Linked DNA regions of Homo sapiens: region 2 is linked to region 1. The links are chromatin loops, found by intact Hi-C in ENCODE. Cell type or tissue: mammary epithelial cell. All regions are shown on one strand. Links, peaks and the distances in the headings refer to the core of each region. The heading gives the core; the rest is flanking DNA. Region 1 holds the start of TNFRSF11A (TNF receptor superfamily member 11a). Region 2 overlaps PHLPP1 (PH domain and leucine rich repeat protein phosphatase 1).

Evidence for each region. Peaks named below come from ENCODE experiments on the same cell type or tissue, not always from the same donor. Only the 100,000 strongest peaks of a DNase experiment are listed, where the experiment ranks them.
Region 2: it touches region 1 in a loop (4-fold over the local background); 4 of 110 quality-filtered maps call a loop at or near these places.

Annotation. Positions count from the first base shown.
Region 1 is chr18:62,323,087-62,328,459 of GRCh38, forward strand. It overlaps TNFRSF11A (TNF receptor superfamily member 11a), which reads left to right and starts at 2,224. Exons shown (of 10, transcript NM_003839.4): 1 at 2,224-2,341. The coding sequence starts at 2,267. RefSeq lists silencers at 1,856-2,065, 2,116-2,315. In mammary epithelial cell, for the core only: CTCF peaks have their summits at 2,125 (motif pointing right) and 2,505 (motif pointing right); a DNase peak (open chromatin) is centred at 2,475; H3K4me3 peaks cover 1,405 bases; H3K27me3 peaks cover 281 bases.
Region 2 is chr18:62,980,362-62,985,734 of GRCh38, forward strand. PHLPP1 (PH domain and leucine rich repeat protein phosphatase 1) reads left to right here. Exons shown (of 17, transcript NM_194449.4): 17 at 1-72. Among named protein-coding and RNA genes, the nearest start is that of PHLPP1, 270 kb to the left of the region's middle. In mammary epithelial cell, for the core only: a CTCF peak has its summit at 2,490 (motif pointing left); no DNase peak of the experiment used is centred there.

The DNA.
Region 1 (5,373 bases), core at 194-5,193:
GACAAATACAGTTATTGTTGGAAATTTCCACACTTTTTCTCAGAACAAGTAACGGAAAATCAGTATGGATATTTCAGCCTATTTGACCTGATTGACACTCATAATGTACTTTACTGACAACAGCAAAATACATAGCTTTTTCAAGTGCACATGGAATTTTGACCAAGATATGCCATGTGCTGGGCTAAAAGTAAGGCAAGTGAATAGTTCTGGCAATCCAGGAATTCAAAACAGGTTATATTCTATTGGCATGGGACAAGTATCTTCATATAAACAGTTACCTTATGATATGGTTTGGCTCTGTCCCCACCCCAAATCTCATCTTCAATTCCCACGTGTTGTGGCAGGGACCTGGTGGGAGGTAATTGAATCATGGCTGCAGGTCTTTCCCGTGCTGTTCTTGTGAAGTGAGTAAGTCTCATGAGATCTGATGGTTTTAAAAATGGGAGTTTCCTTGCACAAGCTCTCTCTTTGCCTGCTGCCATCCAGGAAAGATGTGACTTGCTCCTCCTTGCCTTTCACCATGATTGTGAGACCTCCCCAGCCACATGGAACTGTAAGTCCGTTAAACCTCTTTCTTTTGTAAATTGCCCTGTCTTTATCAGCAGCATGAAAACGGACTAATACATGATACAAAGGAGGGATTATACGTATGGATCCAACATCGACCTAGAATGTGAGGAAAGACACAATCCTAAGCAAGTAATGACAAACAAAAACAACAGGATGCTATTGAGATGGAGCAGGAACCCATCTTAGGAGCCTGTGGAGCACCCCTAAGCATGGAAATAAAGGAAAATCTTGAGTTCCTTCAAGGGAAATTCCAGGTACCTAGCTAGCCCTAAGAAGTAAATAAGTAACTTGATAAGCAAGAAGGTAATTATAGCTTAAAACAATAACCAAGGAAGTTAGATTCCCTATAGAAACGAAAGATAACATCTTAACATATGTCCCTGAATTGTTTCTCAGAAACCCAGACCCCCAACAAAACAGATCCACTGGCATGCAGACCTCAGACAAGGGGGAAATGAGGACGGAACTGACCACCATTCTTTCTTCTAAATTTCTTCCTGAAGGGCAAGGAGGAAGTCACACCCACGAGCCAGAGCTAACATTCATTTTTGCTGACCCCAAATTTTTAACAAAGCTTCTCTTCCTTCACTGATGGCAAGTCAGAAAATCTTTGAATGTATAACCTATAAGCACCCTCACTTTAAAGATTTTCAAGATATCCCAGCTTGTTAGACCAAACCAATGTGCAACCTCCGTGTATTATGATTTTGCCTGTAACTTCTGCTTTCTTGAAATTAACCCTGCGTTTAAAAATCCTTACTTGCAAGCCAACTGAAGGTCAGGATTTAAGCAAGAGCTGCCCCATTCTCCTTGCCTGGAGCTCTGCAGATAAGCGCCCTCTTTTCTCCCAGTGCAAACCTTAGTGCGGATGGCTTGGCCTTACTGCACCAGAAGAACGGACCTCAGTTTTTAGGTAACACTGTGCCCCAGACATCTGGCCACTTTATGTCTGAAAGGGCCAATGTGGTGATGGGGGCTGGGGGACGCCTCAAGGCTGGCGGAGCCTGGTGCCTTTCTAGAATTTGGTGGGTGCAGGACGGGTGAGGGGCGGAGGCAGAGGATCAGGAGAAGAAAAAGAGATAGTGGCTGCTGGCCCCAACATTTTGAAGCAAAGAACAAGAGGAGTATTTTACGAAGATTGGCGGATGGTGTATTGTGTTGATGCCTTAACTGCAGTCGACGAAATCTCCAGGAAGGATCCTCCTCCCGTTCATTCTCGACGGTGGCGCATCCACTTTCGGAAGGCCGGGCCTCGAAGGGTGGGCGCGCGGGGCAGGAGCAGGACCACCCCGATGCCCCCATTCCTTCCCGGGAGGCGGGGCCCACAGGCCTGGGGTGCGGCAAGGCAGGAGCCAGTGCCGTGAAGGGCAACCCAGGGCTGGTCTCCCGCCAACCTGTCTGCAGCCCGAGCACCTGGGCCAGGGGCGGAGACCGGACCAAGGAGGCACCGGGCGCGGCGAACACCCCCGGGGCCCCTCCCCGAGCGGGGCCCCGCGTCCCACCGCAAACCAGGGGAGCTTGGGCACCACCTGGCTGGCACCGCCGGGCCCGGCCGGAGGGGGGCGCAGGAGGGCGGCGCGGGGGCAGGTGCGGGGCGGGGCACGGGGGCGGGACCACACAGGGCCGCGGCAGCCGCGCCCGCTGGGCCACAGAGGCCGCTGAGGCCGCGGCGCCCGCCAGCCTGTCCCGCGCCATGGCCCCGCGCGCCCGGCGGCGCCGCCCGCTGTTCGCGCTGCTGCTGCTCTGCGCGCTGCTCGCCCGGCTGCAGGTAAGGAGCGCCCGCGCCTGCCGGGCCGCGCGGCCCGACGCCTCCTCGGGAGCCCCGGGAAGGGCCGGGGCCGGCGGCATCCTGGCTCCTCCGCCTTCCGAGAGGAGCCGGAGTTTTGGGGAGCGGAGGCCGTGGGAAGCTGGGGAGGCGCTTCCAGAGTTGGACGGCGGAGGGCGGGAAAGGGCAAGCGGAGGGAAACTGGGGCGCAGAAGGAGCAGGTTGGCGGGACCGCAACACCCGAAACGGGCTCTTCCAAAAGCCCCTCTTAGCCGCAGGCTTTGATGCTGTCATTTTCTCCAAATGCTTCTTGAGCACCTACTAAGCGCTTGCGCCGGGCGGTGCCGCGGGAGACAGCGCCGTGGGCACCTCACTTGCGGCAGATAACCGTTCCCGATACGATTTCTCCCGGGTGGCCTCCGTCCCAAATTTCCACCCGGAAAGAGACATGATTCCCTCCGTCCCTGAACTGCGGGCTTGCCTTTGCCTCCCCTGAGCCCCTTCGGGGACACCCCTGCCAGCTCGCCTGGAGGCCCCGCACGGCGGGGAGAGACTGCGCGCGCGCCCCGGGGATGCTGGACTTGACCCTCGCAGACCCGAGTGGCTTCCCGGTCCTCTCGGAACAGGTTTCTCAGTACAGTTAGCAAGCGAATGCAGCCAGGCACGGACTTTCTGCCTCGTGGAGGAGGGCCGCAGAGGGAAGCACACCCAGCACAACAAACGCTTTAAAAATCGTTGATACGAACTTGAAAGCTCTCACAGGGAAGGGCGAGTGGTGGTTTTCTTGGTTTCGGCTGGGTCAGATTTCCCCTCTGTTAACACTAGGTTAGGCTGCTGCCGTCCCTCCGCAGCCGGGCACGGAACCCGGAGAGGCGTGGGGAGGGACGCATGGAGAATCGTGTTTGGGTGAGAAGAGAGGGGAAAAGCCTTGACAGAAATAATGTGGGTGCACTGAAGGCTGAAGCAAAAGATTCTAGGGAAGATTCATTCCCAATTGTATGGGTCTGTCAGTATGGTTGAGGGAAACGAAGGCGGAAAAGTCTAAAGGATTTTTTCATTTTAAGCACTTCAGGTGTTGCTTAATTAAGTGTTCAACAGGTTGAACGGGGTGCTACCTTATTTGAACCAAAGGACCAGGGTTTCAGCGAACAGCTAGCCACCTAAGAAAAACCTGCCTGACCACGCAGTTGCAAAATTATCTCTCACTGCTGTCGCAAAATGACATATTCATATGTGCATAAAAGGCGTTCGGTTCTAATATGAACAACAAATGCTATCAAAATAAGTTTATTTTTCAGGGAGACCTTTCAACAAATGCTGTTTCCCGTCTTTTTGCCTTTAAGCCCCTTTCATTATGCATGTTTAAAAATGTAAACTTTTGCATTGGTCATTTCCAATTCTAGGGGAGCGAACCTTCTAGGAACCTTATGAATTCCTTGGCTGGGCCACGAATTCAATTGATATAAGACAGACTAACAGGAGAAAAACTGTACTTAATTACATACATAGGCACAGGACTCCTACAAAATAAGAGACTTGAGGAAGGGTCAGATGATTGAAGCTCATTATAGCATCCATAGGGGCTTCTGCAGGGTGCTGCAAAACAGATTTTGGGGCGGGTTTGGGGAGGAAGCATATGGTGAGTAAAGGACATCTTGTCAGGCACATAAAAGATTCTCAGGCAATAAAAATGGTCTCTGACCAGCCCTTCGGAGAATAGGTGAGAGCCTGTGTGGGCTGGTGTCAACCTCCTGTCTCCTCTCCTGTAATCGGAGTTAATCTTCTCTGGGTGAGAATCTTCTCTGGGTGAGAAGATTCCCACGGCGGAGATTTGAGACATTTGAGTTCGTTTTGGAGGATCTTTCTTTGGGCAGAGTTCAGAGAAACCTCTGCCCGTGGCCACTACCACCTGCCCTGAGTTCAAAATAATCAGCACACCATAGTGGCATATTTTGGGGTGGCATTTCCTGAACTCTTTCACAATCAAGTGACATTGGAATGCTTTTCTGCTTATTTTACTTGGTGCCCAACCTTCCCAGTAGAAATGCATTTTCTCTCAAAGGTGAGACTAGATGCAGCCTTAAAATAATATTTCCTAGAGATACTGTGGTTATCTAGGAAAAAGCTCTCTCTGTATTCAATGACTGCTTGTTTGGCCAGCCTATTCCATTAGCTCAAAATTTAGGAATGGCATTGACAGTTCATTGAAGATGTTAATGATCAAACACCAGGCAAGACTTCAGGAACTGCCTAGTGGGTAAATTGGTTTTGCAAAATAGTTGGCATAAATGGCTTCCAGAAAGTGCCTTATCTGTAGGGATCGTATTTAGTTTCATTTTTATTATATTAAATAGGTTCAAACTTACCTGAAAGGCTATAAGTTTTGCCCTTTAAAACATTTCTATGATTATATCTCTGCCTGCTTGTATTTGTGAGGGAATTCATTTTCAGATAGAATAAAACTATTTGCCTACAGATAAAAACATTTTGAATTTTTATGTAGCTAGTCCTGCTGTTTATTCCAGGTAACAAAATATAGATGCACACTGTTTTCATTAAGGTAATGGATTGTACACGGTCATGTTTATCTGGGGTTATAAGATGCAAGAGCAGGTGCGTGCATACGCAGGACAACAGACATTGGTGGTGTCAAACACTGTGCTAATGAGGAATAAGGGGAAGGCGCATGGGTCACAGTCTAGTGGAGAGCGCCAGATGGGAAAAGCTGTGATGATAAGAGAGCAGCAAATGATAAGAAAAGTACAGAGGGTGGCAGAGGAAGGGAGAGAGGGAGGAGGGGAGGGAGAGAGGGAGGGAGGACCGCTGGAGGAATCCCTAAGGACTTCGGGATGAAGGGGTTTCCCAAGTGGTCTTGGAAAGATGTGTGGGAAACCAGAGGTCAGGGAAGAAATGATTCTAGGAGGTGGGAAGAAAGCTCCCTATGTTGGGAGGATGGTGTGAATGCTTTAGACCTAAAAGAATCTTACAGAAAGAAAGAAAAAAAAAAACAACCATATATTTTTATGACCTTGCAG
Region 2 (5,373 bases), core at 93-5,092, 660 kb after region 1:
GTTATACTCAAGCAGAATGCACAAATGGACATGTCATAATTTTTGTTACAATAAATATGAAATTTACAAGTATTTACAAGTATCTGCTTTTGTCTCAGCAGCCAGATGTTTCTTGGAGACAGTCACACTAGCTTGCGTTTAGAAAGAATGGATGGAATATTGGGGTTATCAGATATTTCTGATTTTTTTTTTAAGAGAAAAACATCCAGTAAGTTAACCTACATTGAATGAAATGTGAAATTAACCAAATGGTAAGCAGTATAATTAGCTGATCTTACAGCTTTTCTTTTCTTTTCTTTTCTTTTTTTTTTTTTTTTGAAATGGAGTCTCGCTCTGTCTCCCAGGCTGGAGTGCAGTGGTGTGTTCTCTGCCCACTGCAACCTCCGCCTCCCGGGTTCAAGTGATTCTCCTGCCTCAGCCTCTGAATAGCTGGCATTACAGGCACCCGCCACCATGCCCAGCCAATTTTTGTATTTTTAGTAAAGATGGGGTTTCACCATGTTGGCCAGGCTGGTCTCATACTCCTAACCTCAAGTGATCTGCCCACCTCAGCCTCCCAAAGTGCTAGGATTACAGGTGTGAGCCACTGTGCCAGGCCTGATCTTACAGCTTTTCTATTTCTTCTTATGACTTAGGGTAAGATGTTTGGGTACTTCTTAGGGAAGATGTGAGAAGGGGGATAGACAGAGGTTGCATAGATAGGGGAGATCCCTGGACAACTTTACTCTCACGAAGCGAAGTTTTCAGTTTTCCTGGGGGGCCTGTAGCTCACATAAGCAGGTTAACCTGCCTCTTACTTGGACAGGGTCAATCAAGCTGGTTGGCTTGCCTTCCACCACCAGCAGGAATCGTGTAGGTGCAGCGGTGTGTACTTAAGAAAGCCAGTATTCCCAGCTACTAGTCAACTGCATTTACAGACAGGGACCTCCGCCTTCACCTCGCCCCCACCCTACACGTGTGAACCTTGTGTGGAAGATACTGTTGGTCTTCATCTCACATGGACCACCTTCCTATGTAGACCTGGCTTCCTTCTTTAGGTCTGCCCTTGGGTGGGACCTGGCTAATTCAGTGACAGGGCAGTTCTTATTTCTTAACTAGTAGACTTGGTGGTGGGCTCTGTGTCCCCCTCTAGGAGGCCGCTGGGTGGACTTTGTTTTCGTAATGGCCGTACTTCATTTCCACATCAGGCTACTTGCACACAGTGCTCTTTGGAAACCACTAAAGCCATGGAAGAGAATTGCCTCATCTCGGCCCAGTGAGAGACCCAGGGACCAAGGAAGCTGACTCCCCAGTACAGGCGGAGCGCTCTGGCTGAGACTGGAAGCTAAACCACCTTGGGACCCCTGCCCCGGTTCCACTTCCCAGCCCCTTACCTTGTCCCTCGGGCTGCCCCACTGGGTTGAAGCAGATGTGGACAACTCCAAGCTCTCACACCGACGCCTTAGTTCCTGCAGGTCTGGGCTGCTTCTCTGACTTCCTCAGTTCTTAAACCCCCTCTGGGCAGGGTTCACCTGTCCCCGGGGGTGGAGCACACCCCGGCCTTGTATGTGGATCTCTTCCACCGCAGCTCACTTCCAGAGTGGTCAGAACTGGCTGAGCGTGGTCCACGGAGGCAGCAATCGCTTCCAGATTCTAAAATGGGCCCCACAGCAACTCTGTGCCAGGGGCAGCCACTGGGCCCCACAAGCTCTGATGCAGGGACACCTCATTTCCTAACTTCTGTGTCTGCTGCAGGAGAAAGGGGTATGAGACTTGGAATTGCTTTTTTCCTGAGTCCTCCAGTTTATTTGTGCTTGCTGCTGGGTTTATTGTCTCTTTTCGGTCCCATTGTGCACATACTACATGTAAGGCACCTTGGAGTGAGACTGCCCTTTGGAGGCTTGGGGTAAGTAGGGCATTTAGATGAAAAGGTAATTCAGTCAAGCACATGTTGAGTGACCAAAGTGGCATAGACTTAGCTGATAGGTCTCCATGCGGTTGCATAGGAGCTGCCTCAGTTATTTCTGAGGAGTTTCTTTGCATTTCTGTTTATCCAGATAGCATCTAATAGTATATGTAGAGCTGCTTATACAACTGAAAGTGCTTTCTGAATATTAAAGTGCTTAATATTTGAAGATCCCTGAAGCCACAGTGTCTGCAGGGTAAGTATTAGGGAGAAGGGCATTCCCGCCTGCTCTATTCCCTGCTTCCTGCTGGAAATCCAGATAATTGGGAAAGGGCTTTGAGGGGAGAGAAAGGAAGAAATGAAACGGGAAGCGGAGAGCTGTGGTGAGCCTTGCTAGGAGAAGAACCCCTGATCGAGGACCCTAGAAACTGTTTGGTGTTGGATCCAGCGCATGCTGCCCGCCCTGTGCTGCCCTCAAGCTTCCTGCCCTTCGCTCCTGCTCCCGAGCACTGGCTTTGATGAGAGGTAGCAGAGCCGATCTCTGGGACCCAGAAACCCCACCTGCCTGCCTTGGTTTCTCTTGATTGCTTTTGTCACAGCACCACCTGCTGGTAAGCTTAGACTTTGGGTGGAAATGGGCTTCACTCTTTATCCTTCCTTCACTTTCCCAGAAGAAACAAAGTGTTTAAGTTTCTTATCACTGTATTTTCGTAAACACATGATAGCAAACTCCTATACCACTGTCAAGTATAGCCGAGAAGCTGTGTTTCCGCTTTGTAAGACAGTAGAAGTGATGACAGCTGGTTCCTGTGATGAGCCTGATTTTCCATGGGAAATTGACATGCAGAAATATTAAGATGGATAACCAGAATCATATAGTTTTGCTGGGAGAGAAGTCTGTCTTCAATGTCCATCTAATTCCCAATTCCCCTTTCCATGGTTAAAAAAAGCAAAACACAAAGCATCTGTTAACATGTTCTGGACCTTATAGGATAACACCTGAGAGTCCCCTCACCACTGGCACTGCAGGGGAGAGAAGAAGAATTCCATTTGATCATGTGAACATTCATCAAAGGGTATTTTGAGTTCATCCCTGACATGTTATCACAAGATAGAATTTCAGGCCGGGCACGGGGGCTCATGCCTATAATCCCAGCACTTAGGGAGGCCAAGGCGGGTGGATCACTTGAGGTCAGGAGTTCGAGACCAGCCTGGCCAACATACTGAAATCTCGTCTCTACTAAAAATACAAAAATTAGCCAGGTGTAGTGGTGCATGCCTGTAATCCCAGCTACTCGGGAGGCTGAGGCAGGAGAATCGCTTGAACACAGGAGTCGGAGGTTACAATGAGCCGAGATTACGCCACTGCATTCCAGCCTGGAATGCAGAGACTGGAACAGCCTGGCGACAGAGACTCTGTCTCAAAAAAAATTTTTTTTTCTTTTATTATCATACTTTAAGTTCTAGGGTACATGTGCACAACGTGCAGGTTTGTTACATATATATACATGTGCCATGTTGGTGTGCTGCACCCATTAACTCGTCATTTACATTAGGTATATCTCCTAATGCTATCCCTCCCCGCTCCCCCACGCCACAACAGGCCCCGGTGTGTGATGTTCCCCACCCTATGTCCAAGTGTTCTTATTGTTCAATTCCCACCTATGAGTGAGAACATGCGGTGTTTGGTTTTCTGGCCTTGTGATAGTTTGCTGAGAATGATGATTTCTAGCTTCATCCATGTCCCTGCAAAGGACATGAACTCATCCTAAAAAAAGATAGAATTTCTATAAAGTGTGGGTTTCTGGTATCTGCCTTACCTACCTCTCCAGCAATCAAATTAGGTCATGTATTTGCAGTAATTTAAATACTAAAGCCTTATGTAAGTGTAAATATTGTCATTGTTACAAATGAAGGAACTAAGGGGCGTCTGAAAGAAAATAATGAGGAATGCAGCAAAAGCACCTTTTTAAGCCAGGTATGGTACTGTGGGCCTGAAGTTAGTCCCAGCAACTTGGGAGGCTGAGGCTAGAGGATCACTTGAGCCAACGAGTTCAAGGCCAGCCTGGGCAACACAGCAAGCCCCTGACTCTTAAAAAAAAAAAAAAAAGAAAGAAAAAAGTACCTTTTTGAAAATGGGAAACTCTTAAGTCACTTATTACAATTGTTATAGAAGGAAAAGCACTGGTAATGATGGAGAAAATGGGCTTCTCTCATTTGTTGCCATTTCATTTTTCTTTCATTGCATCCCCCTAACTCACACTGTGCAAACTAGTCTATGGAAACTCTTATCTCACTATTGTCATTTATCTGTCATGAACTGATTCTTATTGCTATGTATTTGAAAGACGGCTCTAAGGTGGTTTTTTTTTTCCCCTAAGCCTCACCCCACTCAGCACCAAAATTACAACAAAGTTCCAACTTAGTACGGCGAGTCTATTGCCCTGCTCACTAAGTGAATGTAGGAATTACATCTAGCAGACAAAGCTTTGGGCTGGTGATGGAAAGCACACCCCACCGCTCACACCCTCCTGCTTCACTGTGTGCATTCATTCAACGTGTTTAGGAAACACCAGTAAAGAGCTGGCTACTTTGCATGGCTCTGCCTCACCAGCACGGGGCCCTGAGAAAATGGCTTGGTGTGGAGGTGGCTGTGCTAACCTCATGAGGGTGTGAGCCAGCCTGACGATGGCCTACGGGCCCACATGAATGGCAGAAGCCAGTGTGGAGGCCCCATATATTGTCCTGTTCCTTCTGGAAGACTAAGGTTGAACACTGCCGAGGAAATTGGCAGATGGGTCCTCAAGGCAGCCGTCCATTTTCTGGGGTGTGTGGTAGAAAGCTGGAGGCTATGCTGTCCCCAGCCCTGATGTGAGTACCCATAAACAATCATGGCATTTCTCCAGCTTCGGTTCATGAGTCCCTTCATTTTATGCCCAATCAGAAACACAGTGTTCTTCTATCCTGTGCAGAGGGGGAAGCAACAGAACACTTGGAGAATTTTCTTCCATCTGCTCATGACTGGAATTGCTCTCATTGTCATTCCTCCGCTTTTCTAAGGACAGGGAAGGAAAACTGCCTTCACTGAAATCACAGGTACTTTCTAGTCATTCAGTTTCTTAGGTCTTATTCCATTCTGGTAAGCTGGCACTTTCCCCTAATTACCAATCTTACCTATTGAGAGAAAGTTGAAATGGCAACAAAGATGGTTTTCCCAAATGCTACACCTCCAGATGTTGACTTTTCTTGAACTCATAAATAAGTGATTTGCTCTTCTGAATTTTCAAGAAAACTGCTCCACAATTAACATTCAAAGTTTCTTAAACTAGTTTTCACTTAATAGAAATTGCCTTGTAAGCCACGAATAAATCAAGCACACAAAATAAATGTATTTTATTTGCCTTATGATCTGTAATACTGTAATGCTGTAATACACCTCCTCCTAGAGCATTTCAGATGGTTAAAAATAGCTTATTTAAATGTGTCAC